Regions from separate parts of the Homo sapiens genome. Here region 1 is linked to region 2. The links are chromatin contacts, found by Hi-C or POLR2A ChIA-PET in ENCODE. All regions are on one chromosome and are shown on one strand. The core of a region is the stretch at or near the end of the contact, and the rest is flanking DNA. Distances in the headings are between cores, read along the strand shown. Region 1 overlaps RPTOR (regulatory associated protein of MTOR complex 1). Region 2 overlaps RPTOR (regulatory associated protein of MTOR complex 1).

Evidence for each region. Hi-C counts contacts between places; a loop is a spot of excess contacts on that map. ChIA-PET counts read pairs that join two places held with the same protein, here RNA polymerase II (POLR2A). Pooled maps may share reads with other maps.
Region 1: a pooled map shows a loop between it and region 2 (9-fold over the local background). The contact joins two enhancer-like sites. A Hi-C loop is called at or near these places in 1 of 168 maps with a recorded cell type or tissue (B cell), 17 of 37 single-sample maps with no recorded cell type and 9 of 50 pooled maps. POLR2A ChIA-PET finds 5 or more read pairs at or near these places in 2 of 52 experiments (H1 and activated CD4-positive, alpha-beta memory T cell).

Annotation. Positions count from the first base shown.
Region 1 is chr17:80,873,217-80,879,644 of GRCh38, reverse strand. The region is part of intron 13 of RPTOR (regulatory associated protein of MTOR complex 1); the gene reads right to left. Among named protein-coding and RNA genes, the nearest start is that of CHMP6, 120 kb to the left of the region's middle. RefSeq lists enhancers at 454-1,053, 2,271-2,320, 5,409-6,368. Within about 2 kb of position 2,169, at least 4 of the 41 ENCODE cell types and tissues checked have a DNase peak (open chromatin) inside an H3K27ac peak, as active enhancers do.
Region 2 is chr17:80,717,166-80,723,922 of GRCh38, reverse strand. All of the region lies in intron 4 of RPTOR (regulatory associated protein of MTOR complex 1), which reads right to left. Among named protein-coding and RNA genes, the nearest start is that of RPTOR, 180 kb to the right of the region's middle. RefSeq lists an enhancer at 1,916-3,115. Within about 2 kb of position 2,647, at least 6 of the 41 ENCODE cell types and tissues checked have a DNase peak (open chromatin) inside an H3K27ac peak, as active enhancers do.

The DNA.
Region 1 (6,428 bases), core at 920-3,419, 160 kb before region 2:
TCACAGTTCCTGAAGGAGCAGCGAGAGGCACCATAGGGTGCTTGGAAAGCGGGGAGAGGGAGGGTCTTGTACTTTTTGGAGACCTCTTTACGCTGATGAGCAGACAGAACTGTCCAGGGCAGTGAGGGAAGAAGGGGAAGGGTGGGATCGAGGGAAAAGACTCCTGCTGCTAGGAAATGGCAGGTCCAGGCCCGGGATGTGGGAGTGGGAGGAGAAAGGGGCAGGGCAGGTGGGGGCAGGGCAGGCGGGGGCAGGGGCAGGGGAAGGGCAAGCAGGAGCAGGGCAGGCGGGGGCAGGTGGCGTTGGGCAGGAGGGGCTGCAGAGCCCAGCAGGAGCTGCAGCCGGGAAGGACATGGCAGGTGGGCTACGGGTCAGACAGGCTGGGTTGGAGCTGGGTCAGCAAGGACAGAGGACGGAGATGATGCCAGGGATGCGAGGATCCAAGTGGAGGGCTGCCCACTGAAGAGGTGGGTTGCGTTTTCATCCCGGAGGGGTTACAGTGGGGCACACTGCAGCTGAGGCATCGATGATGAGACACAAGCAGGGCTGCTCCGGGGCGCGCACAGCCGAAACGCAGAACCTGACCCAAGCCAGGCTTCTAAGATGAGAAGTCACCGCTTATCGGGTGGTGCTGAAGACCACTTTCAGAGGGCAAGGCGGGGGACGGGGCCTGGGGAAGGAGGAGGGACGGGCCCCTAGAGGAAGGGGCTTCCGAGGGTCCTGTGGGCGTCCTGGAGGAAACAGGCCGGCTCTGAGGCTGGCAGTGTTACCGGAAGCCACACCAGGCTGCCTAACTTGGGGACACTTCTGCAAGTGCTGGCTCTGGAAGGGAATAAAATGATCCTGCCTTGGATATTCAGGGGTAACGATAATACTTCGGGAAGTATTTGCCCAAAACCCGAGGAAAAGGGGCAAGATTTGAAACAAAACTAAGTTTCAAGTCCAGGTTCTCCCTCTTACTAGTCAGGGACCCAGGTAAAGTTTTAAAAATCTGTGCTCAGCTGGGCGTGGTGGCTCATGCCTATAATCCCAGCACTTTGGGAGGCTGAGACAGGCGGGTCACAAGGTCAGGAGTTCGAGACCAGCCTGGCCAATATGGTGAAATCCTGTCTCTACTAAAAAATACAAAAATTAGCAGGGTGTGGTGGTGCGTGCCTGTAGTCCCAGCTACTCGGGAGGCTGAGGCAGGAGAATCGCTGGAACCTGGGAGGCGGAGGCTGTAGTGAGCTGAGATCGCACCACTGCATTCCAGCCTGGGCGACAGAGCAAGACTACGTCTCAAAAAAAAAAAATCTGTGCTCAGGTCGTGGAGTCAGAGATGAAACCACGCATGTGAAAGCAGTCTGAAACTGCAGTGCGATGTACAAATCATGGATGCTGTGTTTCTTGGAGAGGGACCCACAGAGCATGGGTTTCTAGGATCAATACCTAGAAACTGAGCAGTGACAGACACTGCATCGACAGAGTGAGGCGTGCGTTCTGCCAGCTCCCAGCATGCTCCTTTCCAGAGGACGAAGGCCATGCAAGGACAGAGGGCCGGAATTTTAAGAACTGGATGCCTGAGGATCAAGAAGAGAACGGCTCTCCAGTGCAGCCCTGCACAGCTGGCCCTTTCCCACTGAGGCAGGAGCAGTTTTGCAGAGGGAATCTGCTGGTTATGCAGCCCAGAAGCCCCTAACCCCGCCATTTCTCAGGGGTGCTCTTACAATGAGGTGTTTCTGCCTCACATCAATACACTGATGAGGCGGGTTATGGGCTGGGCTGCTGGAATGAGAGCTGAGCACGATGGGGAGCGGGTGGTCAGGGAGCCAGGCGCCGGCCTCAGATTGCAAGCTGCTCCCCCGAGCTGAGGAGGCCAATTAAGCAGGCAGTTTTCAAGCAACAACTGGCTTTAGCTGAAGGTTTTGACAAATAAACTGAGATGCATCGACCGCCGTCCACGTAAAGACTCAGCCCAGAGGGCCAGGGCAACAGAAAAAGCACTGGGTTCTGAGAATGAAGGCACCTTCCTTTGTTTTAACCACAGGTTCCACAAGTCAAATCGAAGCCCACACATTCACGGTGAAGCTCCTCAAACATGTCTCACGAGAGTGTAATGAAGCATCACTGACTCAAATCTCACTAATTCTGAATTTGAGGCATGCAAATCAGGGTGGGAGAACTTAGATGTGCCCTTGGTATCGGAGTCTGGCAACTATGTGGTGTATACTACCAGATGTCTGTTCTGATACGGTCATTATGCCAGGTGGGAACCACGGATGATGATGCCTTTTCATACCTTCATTTTCAGCGCTCGGCAGGGGTCATTTACATATCTGTTTAATACACACATTTTCACTAACTCAAACCGCCCCCACCCTCCCCGCAGGCAGGAACCTGGGAGCTCCCACTTCGCTGGCTAGGGGGACTGGGGTGGACTCTCTCGGCTGCTGCTCACTCGCCCAAATTACAAGCACACTTAGACCAAGGGCCTCGTTAAACAGAAGAGGAAACAAGACTTGAAACCACACACGCGCAGAACGGCAGCCAGCAGGCAACACACACTCCCTGCGTGGCACGGGCTCAGTGGGAAGACCCAGCAGGCGACACACACACATCCTGGGCGGCACGGGCTCGGTGGGAAGACCCAGCAGGCGACACACACACCCTGCATGGCACGGGCTCGGTGGAAGACCCGGCAGGCGACACACACACCCTGAGTGGCACGGGCTCGGTGGGAAGACCCGGCAGGCGACACACACACCCTGCATGGCACAGGCTCGGTGGAAAACCCAGCAGGCGACACACACACCCTGTGTGGCACGGGCTCGGTGGAAGACCCGGCAGGCGACACACACACCCTGTGTGGCACGGGCTCGGTGGAAGACCCGGCAGGCGACACACACACCCTGCGTGGCACGGGCTCGGTGGAAGACCCGGCAGGCGACACACACATCCTGGGTGGAGGGGCTTGGTGGAAGACCCGGCAGGCGACACACACACCCTGCGTGGCACGGGCTCGGTGTGAAGACCCAGCAGGCGACACACACATCCTGGGCGGAGGGGCTTGGTGGAAGACCCGGCAGGCGACACACACACCCTGCGTGGCACAGGCTCGGTGGGAAGACACGGCAGGCGACACACACACCCTGCGTGGCACGGGCTCGGTGGGAAGACACGGCAGGCGACACACACACCCTGCGTGGCACGGGCTCGGTGGGAAGACACGGCAGGCGACACACACACCCTGCGTGGCACGGGCTCGGTGGGAAGACACGGCAGGCGACACACACACCCTGCGTGGCACGGGCTCGGTGGAAGACCCGGCAGGCGACACACACACCCTGCGTGGCACGGGCTCGGTGTGAAGACCCGGCAGGCGACACACACACCCTGCGTGGCACGGGCTCGGTGGAAGACCCGGCAGGCGACACACACACCCTGCGTGGCACGGGTTCGGTGGGAAGACACGGCAGGCGACACACACACCCTGCGTGGCACGGGCTCGGTGGAAGACCCGGCAGGTGACACACACATCCTGGGCAGCACGGGCTCGGTGGAAGACCCGGCAGGTGACACACACACCCTGCGTGGCACGGGCTCGGTGTGAAGACCCAGCAGGTGACACACACATCCTGGGCGGCACGGGCTCGGTGGAAGACCTGGCAGGTGACACACACACCCTGCGTGGCATGGGCTCGGTGTGAAGACCCAGCAGGTGACACACACATCCTGGGCGGCACGGGCTCGGTGGAAGACCTGGCAGGTGACACACACACCCTGCGTGGCACGGGCTCGGTGTGAAGACCCAGCAGGTGACACACACATCCTGGGCGGCACGGGCTCGGTGGGAAGACCCGGCAGGCGACACACACACCCTGCGTGGCACAGGCTCGGTGTGAAGACCCGGCAGGCGACACACACACCCTGCGTGGCACGGGCTCGGTGGAAGACCCGGCAGGCGACACACACATCCTGGGCGGAGGGGCTTGGTGGAAGACCCGGCAGAGACTCGGGGCTCAGATGAACAGCACGGTGCCGGCAGCGTGAATCTGCCAAAGCCGCCCTCTCAACAGGCTCCATCTTGCTGTGCTTGTTTTCTCCCAGATCAAGCTATGGTGGTGACATGTGAAGGCCAGAGTAGAAAGCAGGTGGGAAGAGCATGAACATGACATTTTTTTTCCTGAGCAAGCCCCCTTCCCTCACCACACACTGAAGCCAATTTTGATTCTTCTGTGTCTCAGGTTTCAGGAACTTATATTTTTTTAAATGGGGAAAAGGGAGGTGAAGAAGAGAAGAAGAGCAAACACAAAGTGGGAAGATGCAAGCATGTATTTGTTGTTGCAGCAACTAAAGATGTGGTTTGCAAGCAGACACGACAATGGGGCAGAGACCAGGAGGAGCCCCTGGCCAAGGCCCTGCCTTCTACAAGGTGCACCCGTAAGGCCGGGGCGGGCTTTCTTCCTCTGAATATTCTGGCAAAAGATGCCATGGGAAGAGACCCTCCCTTTATTCTCCTTAACAAAGATTTTAAGGATTATTTTATGGAGAAGCAGGAACACAAGAATTACGCCCAGGCTAACAGACCACCGTGCCTGACGGGGAAGGCATAAGGAGGCAGGATGATGAGCCAAGCCCTGAGCCATTTCACGCGAACACCCTACCACGCGCGATTTCACGCAAATACCCTACCACGTGCGTTCTGACGTGAACACAGAGACAATCACAGAGATACGGGCCGTGTTTCATGTCCACTGGGTAGAAGAGTTTAGCCCTTGTTATGAGCGGGGTGCTGGGAAGGAAAAAAGTTTCCAACAAGAACACAGCTCCTGAGTGAGCCTTCGGTGGTGTGTTACCGTAACGTGAGGATGCTACCGGGGAAGTCATCTGCAGGCAGATGGAGGGCTGTGCTGAGATGTTGATATGTGCAGCGTTTTCACAATGGTGGGTGCCAATAAAACTGCTAATGCCTGGGGAAATGATACCGAAGCAGGGATTTCTGTTTACCGGTCACAAGAGCTCACTGCTCTTCACGACTTCAGCAGAACATCCACCGAGCAGTGCAAGACAAGCTTTCCGCCTCAGACCTTCACCCCCAGGCACAGTGTATTCCCCACTCGCCAAGTGAGGCAAGATATTTCAACATAAATATATATATTAATATAGACACATTGATTTTCTGTAAATGGTTAATTCTAATCCCAGCACTTTGGGAGGCCGAGGCGGGTGGATCATGAGGTTAAGAGACGGAGACCATCCTGGCTAACACGGTGAAACCCCATCTCTACTAGAAACACAAAAATTAGCTGGGCGTGGTGGCACGCGCCTGTGGTCCCAGTTACTTGGGAGGCTGAGGCAGGAAAATCGCTTGAACCCGGGAGGTGGAGGTTGCAGTGAGCTGAGATCATGTCACTGCACTCCAGCCTGGTGACAGAGCAAGACTGTCTAAAAAAAAAAAAAGCCCTTTAGTTATTCTCAGGCCAGACATACCCACGTCTACAGTGGCCCTGAATGCTGCATCTGATGTCCATAGCAAAATCACTGGCATGCTTTCCATCTTTTTCAATCTTTTTCAAACCTGTCCTAAAATTTGTAGGTATCAAGGCTCAAACATTAAAATGCTATAGACAGGTACAGACTGAGACGTCCTCTGCCCCTACATGTAATCCTTATTCCACTGCCCATCCCTTCTGGGGTACCCGCTGCTCAGTCCGGGGCTGACTTGGGTCCACATGTCTGTATCTCTGCACGTCTGCACGACTTCCCCAGCACAGACCGAGTGCTGTCCTGCCGGGCCTGACGCACTGTCCCTGAGGCCACGCTGAGTCATGGTAAGCAATGCCCTCCCACATGTGGCACTGACAGTGAGATTCTTCACATTCTGGTGTCAATAACCCAGCAGTGTGACAGTGGTGACTGAGAAACATCTCTGCACAAAGAAACTCATCTTCCCCTTTCTCCTCAGCTCCTCAGACTTTGGGGCACACCGAGCTCATTGTTTTGCGGCTTTGGGAATGTGGTGAGCTCCCTCTGCCTGCTGGGCCTTTGTCCTCTCCGCCTGGGGCCCTGTCCCCGGGCAACAGCCTCTGCAAAGGCTTCTCTCCCCACCCTTTGCAGGGACTTGGACTGCACTTCCCAAGCTGCTGCATTTGAGTTAGCCATTTCCACCCTCCACCTTCCGGGCTAGATTTCAGCTCTGTGAGGACAAAAACATGCATTATTAGTCTTTATTAGTCCCAGGAGGCAGCACGTCCTGGTTCCTATTAGGCGCTCAGTAAATGTTGGATGAATGAATAAAAGAACCCATGTTTGGGCTGTGGAGAAACATCACAATTCCAGATCACGTATGCCAATCACTCCCAGGACCTGCTTCCCACTGGAGAGCTGCTCTGTCTGCGGTGAGTAGTGGAGGGGCTCCCTGTGCCCAGTGGCAGGGCTGGCAAAGGAGC
Region 2 (6,757 bases), core at 1,398-3,897:
TGTATTTATTGCAAAAATTGTATTACAGAGAAAGCTAGAAAAAACAGTGTTATTCAGTAGTATCACCAAACTTCTGGAAAGATTAGTCTATTCCAGTCCCTAGTCCCTTACCTCCTGTTTAGTCATTAAAATCTAGTTTCCACACCTGTACATAGATACGCAAATCAATATGCATGTGTTTACAGCTTACTACACACAAATGCATCACTTAGCTAAGTCCACGGAGAGGGCCTAGGCCTAGTAACACTAATGCTCCAGTAGTAACGAGCACACAAAGAGGCCACATCTTGGTTTCTAAATCCCACTCTCAAAAAAGCCAAAGATCCTTGGAAAAATGGTTGATCCAGGGCTGTGGTAGAGAAAATGCTAGAAGGTGTGTCAGTGGTCAAAGTTGAAACAATTTCAGTAACAAAATAAATAATGATAATAATAATGGATTATAACCCAAGAAGTAAAATAAATATTAGTGGCTCCATATGGATATAAACAAACAACCAAGTAAATAAACAACAAGAGAAGCAACAATTCTTTCATACAGAAGAATTCCAGTTACTAAACGTGGAAGGAAATAGGGAGGTACAGCACCACCATTAGAACACCAGGATAGTAATTACACATGAATGTTAGAATTAGGGCATGGCAGTTTAAGGAGAAACAGGATATCTGCATACTCTCAAAGTATCTCCTTCAAATGCTTATGAATTATAAAGAAAATAACAACTTCACATTGGAGAAACACACAAGGCACCACTTCAGCCTAGTGATCAAGGTTGGTATCTGCAGTAATAAGAATCACACACACCACGCACCCCCAAACCTGATGCACTGAGAATAACCCATCTGCATTATTCTTCCCAAAACTTTGATCCTCAATCTCATCATGAGAACACATCAGACAAACCCAAAGTGAGGGACATCCTCCAAAACACCTGAGCAGCATCTTACAATGTCATGGTCATGAAAGACAAGAACAGCTGAGGAACCATCCCAGGCTGGGAGGACCAGAGGACAAGGCAGCCAATGTGGGTGGGGGCCTGGGCTGGACCACAAGACATACAGAGGATTACAGCGGCAAGGCTGCTGGCACCAAGGAGGCTGTGTGTGGTTGGCAGTGCTGTAACAACATATGTTTCCTAGATTTGATCGCTGTGCTGAGGTCATGTAAGAGGTTGACACTGGGTAGCTGGATGAAGGACACACAGGAACTCTCTGTGCTGCCTCTGCAACTCTCGTGTACATTTAAAATTATTTCAAATTGTTTTTTAAAAATGCAAACCTAGTTTTGATCCTAACTGCTCTCCAGAAATTACTGAACACATAGTCACCTCTTCACATGCTGCATCCCATGGTCTCTTCCATTCCTGCCCCACCTGACATCTATGCGCCGTCTCCCCTCAAACACACACTCTCTCCCCAGGTCTCCGGCTGCCTCAGCTCATTCTTCCAAAGTTTCCCAGCTTGGGACCCCTCCCTTCCACCCTCCCCTTAAAAACTTATCGTCAGGGGCCTATTCCATTCTTCTTATTCCACATCTTCTCCCAGGCAATCAAATATAACTCCCTGGTTTTAAATACTGCCTAAACATTGAAGTCCCAAAAATGTTCAGCTGCAACTACCACCTCTACAGAGAGTTGGTTATTTTCATTTGATTGCCTGTGACACCTCAAATTCAAAAATTTGAGAAGGGAAAAATAAAACTTATCATTTCCTCTTCCAAACTCAATGATGATGATGATGATGACGGCACTTTGCAACATGCCAAGAACGTGCCACACAAAGGCTTGGAGGGAAGGAAAGGAAGAACTTTTATTGTTTATTTTATGCTTATCTGCACCATTTGAAAAAAAATGAATTTTATAATAAAATATTTTAAAATTAACTAAAAGAAAATCGTGTTAAAAGCCTCATCTTACATATGAGATAACAAAGAATGCACTTCCAATCCCTTGTATTTGTGAAGTCAAAGGAAGTTCCCATCAGCAGCACAATCCACAAGGAATAGGAAGCAGCTGACCTTTGCCCTTAGCTTCATAAAAACCTGAAATATATATATATATACCAAATTGGATAATAATGAAGACTTGTTCTTTTTCAGCTGGCAATAACTTTCTAGCAGAAATGTCCTTCTGGCTATCTTAAGCCTATTAATAAATAACAGGAAAGCTGGCTGTGTTCCTCAACATTCATTTTTTCAGTGGATTAACCAAAATATTTCATCCTTCTCCCCCAAAGTGCATTTCATGTGTATGACTACCAAAATAAGCCCGAGTACCCTGAGGAAGCTTCCAGCATGTTCCAGCATGATGGGCTGGAGACACCCAGCTGCCCAGCCCCACCGACTGAGGTAAGAGCCCAAAGGATGCTCCTGCAAACTGCAGCGCCCTGACGGCCCCGGGTGAGCCAGGAGAGCCCGCTGCTGGGTGTGCCTCTTTCCAGGGCCAGATGCACACGCAGCAGGAAGAGCCAGCATGGCTTCTGCTGCTCCTGCACCAGGTGCGTGCAGGCCCTGCCGAGGAAGTGAGTGATTCTCACACCTCCTTGCTTACCCCTGAGGTTACTCAACTTGCCATCCTTTTTCCCGCTTGCACTTCCGCCGCGTCCAGGAGCCTCAATGACTCACAGTCGTGAGAACAGTTTCCACAGTGCTGCCTGTGCTGCTACGACATCTTTCATCCTACTGACCCCAGGATGACAGAGCACTGGAACCACATCACCTGCTCCCCACGGTGTCACCGGGTCAGAGGGGACTACTTCCTGTCACCAGAGCCCCCTCGCACTCCCAGGCCTCCCCTTGTCTAGCTGGTTCTCACTCCTGCTTGGAGACCCGGCAGACGTAGCCCCTCCTCACCTCCTAGGTGCCTCCCACGAGGCCTTGGTGTTTACCCGGGACTGTTTCTGCCCTAGACGGCTAAAATTAGAGATGGAAAACAAGGGGTCGGGGAAGTGTCTCTCCCGACACGTAAGAAGCAGAGTGACCCCAAACCATAAGATGAATATCCTGCTTGCCTCTCACACCACACTGTCCATACCAGGGGTTCTCAAAGGCAGACAACCCAGACAGCAGCAGAAGCGGCCGCAGCAGCAATTTTGTGGGACACCCAAGAAAGCCAAATCGTCAGGCCCCACCCACGGCCACAGAAGCAGAGGCTCAGGGAGGGCCTGGCAGTCTGTGGCTCCGTGAGCCTGCAGGTGATGCTGGGCGCACTCAAGCATGGGCACCGCAGCGCTATGACCGTGGTTTTAAATGCAGGGCACCCGCGAAGTCAGTGCAGCTGCACTCTCAGGTTTTGTATCTCTTGGCATCAAGGAAATCATTTGTTTGTTAAAGTTTAAGCTCTCATAAAGAAATACTCCAAACATTTCCAGCACTTCTCCCAAAGAAATGGAGTTTTTGTTAATGGCCTTCTACTACTGTAAGCAAACACAAAATGCTAGAATTTCTCAGAAAAGAAAGGTCAAGTTTACCATAAAACTTTTTCTTGGACACCGCTAGATTCTCAAGACGAATAAAGTAACAATTTTAACAAATGATAATTGTGGTCTGACATAAATATCACTTTTTAAAAATCACGTATTTTTCTGATAATAGTGTATTTCAAAAGCTTTATGATCCATCTTTTTTTTTTTGAGACAGTTTCTCTCTTGTTGTCCAGGCTGGAGTGCAATGGCACGGTCTCGGCTCACTGCAACCTCCAAGTCCCAGTTCAAGCGATTCTCCTGTCTCAGCCTCCTGAGTAGCTGGGATTACAGGTGCCCGCCACTATGCATGGCTAATTTTTTTTTGGTATTTTTAATAGAGACAGGGTTTCACCATGCTGGTCTCAAACTCCTGACCTCAGGTGATCCGCCCGCCTCGGCCTCCCAAAGTGTTGGGATTACAGGCGTGAGCCACCGTGCCCGGCCCATGATCCATCTTTCAACAGAAGCAACAATTAACTGTATACCAACACAAGAGGCATCTATTTGATAATGACAATCCCAATTAAAAAAACAAAAAACCAATAAATCCTATTAAATAATATTTATTTAGAATTGCTCATGGAATAATTATTTAACTGTAATAAAAGAAGGGCAGAGGAAGTACCAAAAACACCACCACCAATGACAATAAGCTTGCAGCCTTACGGATTTTACGGGACTGGGGTTTACTGGTGATGTATACTCCCGAGTTGTCTGTTCACAAGTACCGCTTCCCCCCACTCCTGACCTTTCGGGGCCACGACCCCCTGCTTCTGGATGATATGTATTCAAGAACCCCCTTCAGGAGGAGGAGGAATCTGCTGACCCCTGTCCTTTGCCCTCCTCTGAGAATGGTGGCACAAGTCCATCTTTAGTCCAGGGAAAGCTGCGGCGGCAAATCCAGATGAGACCACAGTTCCTGGCTGAGAGTTTAAAGGAAGGCTGTGCCCTTAAGGGGCTTTACAGGAACGAGCCCTGAGAAGATGCCACTTTAATAGGGCTGAGAATTCTGATTCACATTCTGAGTTCTCTGGCAGAAGATGTACTCAGCATCTTCTCAGAAATGGGGAGCTGCTTATTTTGAACAGGACTGCTTCACTTGGAATATAAAGTGCTCTTCTTGCTAAAGGGCCAGACTCCTTGGAATAATGGATATCAATTCCATCTCTGTTCCCCCGGGCTGACAGGTACCCTTCCCGGCTTCCCCCATGCCATTTTCTCCCAATTCTCCTCCCCATCACCTGCCAGGATCCTCTTCTGCTCCCCAGATTTCACTCTCTTGGCCTTCTTCGGCTCTAGAAACTGTATTTTGGGAACCGCCCGCAGCATGTCTGCCCCTACTTCTCACGACCCCATACTCATGGACCTCCGGCCTACTCACAACCTGAGAACAAATGCCCACAAGCTCCTTCTTCTCGCTTCTGGTGCCTGGTCACAGTCCAGGTCTCACCTGCTCCCTCTAACTCAACCTCCACCTGTCCTAGGAAGGTCCTGAGGGTCGCCCCACCAGCCTGACTCAGGGTGCCGCCACTGGCCTCTTGTATACGACGGCCTTCTACCTGGAGTTTCTCTAGCCAGTCTTTTCTCCCCAGAGCCAGGCTTCACACGGCATCAAAAGGATTTATCTAAGCCCACATCCCTAAGAGTCTGCGAGGTGCTCTATGCCTTAGCCTGGAACACTTTCTGGCCTTCTTTCTTTTGAAACCCAATTCAGGCTCCAGGCTCCCATAGCACAGAACTGCTTGTAGTTTCCAATGAATACCATGCTGGTTTATTATATCATCTACTTCCTCTGAGATCATCCCCTCCAGTCCCCTCTCAGGGACAACTGTTGCCTTTGTTCTCTTCTGTAAGACTCAGCCCGAGCAAGCACCGCCTTCTCCAGGAGGCCCCCTCCAACCTTGCCTGCCCACCATGGCTGGGCTGGCACAACTCTCTCTCTCTCTGAAGGGGCCAATATTTTCCCTACATTATCACAATACATCATCATGCAATTCGGCTTTAAGCTAGACTTATAACCAACAATCAGAACAAAACAGTCTTTGCTTTCCGTCTGTGCTCTCCATGATAAGATCCATTTTATGTCCCTATTTAATGTCCGGAGGGGTAAGGGTAGAACATAGTGCAAGACAAAAATGGCCTTTGAGGATGATTTTGGCAGAGGGTAGGGGTTAGGTTGTAAACACCACAGGAAGACCACCGAAGAATTAAAAATTATCCTAAACCAAAAATGCAAAACCACATAAAACTCCAACTTTATGTTCAGTAAATTAAGGAAAGGCAGGTAACCTGGAGCAAAGCTCATCCTACCTAGAGAGGGCACCATGAGCTGTACACACAGGGAAAAGCCTTGTAGCTTTGTGCCTAGGTACACAGCAAAGGGTGGAAATAGCTTCTGGTCACAATGGAACTCTAAAAAGCAGAGAAAAAAAATGTATCAAGTGGGAAAAACCTTTCTCCTTTTGCAAAGAAGAAAAGGCAGACAGGGTCTAAAAGCTAATTGGGAGTATTCGAGTAGTGGATTAATCCTTCTCCCGATAAACGTTCCGCTACGTGAATTCTTAATGGCTACAGCTGCCAGTCCTAATTGCCTGAAACACAGACAGGGGAATGCAAGGGAGGGCGGTGCATGGGGAAAATCTGAGCCCGGATTTTGCTTAAGGCCTGAACCTCAGTTTTCTGCTGAGGCTGAGAAAACAACCAGCAACAGAATAAATGGTGATTAAACAAAAAGAAAAGTATAGTTAAAACTAGCATGTTTAAATGTTTTTAAATCTTACATTGTGTACCGACAGTGTATCATCTGTAATGCTGCAGGCTTCGTTTTGATGGAGGGAGCCTATCTGAAGGCTGAAAGACTCGGCAACAGGACTGCATGCTCTACAGTGCAGCTTATGGCTGTCTAGATCTGGAAGAACACGCGCCTGTCTCCGGTGGCATGCCACGTGATGTGCAAAATAAACCTATGAAAGGATAAACTAATGGAATAACACAGTGGGGGAAAATACAACCAAGAAAGACTTGGCTCTAGGGATCATTCTGTTGCTTTTATGACATTAGCGTAGAATGCAGTGAACATTGAATTACCATTTCCTATGTTCTGAGATGCTTGGTTTTAGGTACCCATGATAAAGCGGTTCATAGAACAAAGACCTTGTTATCCTGGAACTCACATTTTAATGGTGACATAGAGACAATATACATAAGACTGGGAAAAAGCTGTGGAGAAAAACAGACCACACCAGGAGGACTAAAGAGTCAAGGAGAGGGGTGCATGCCACATCTGGTGATCAGATGA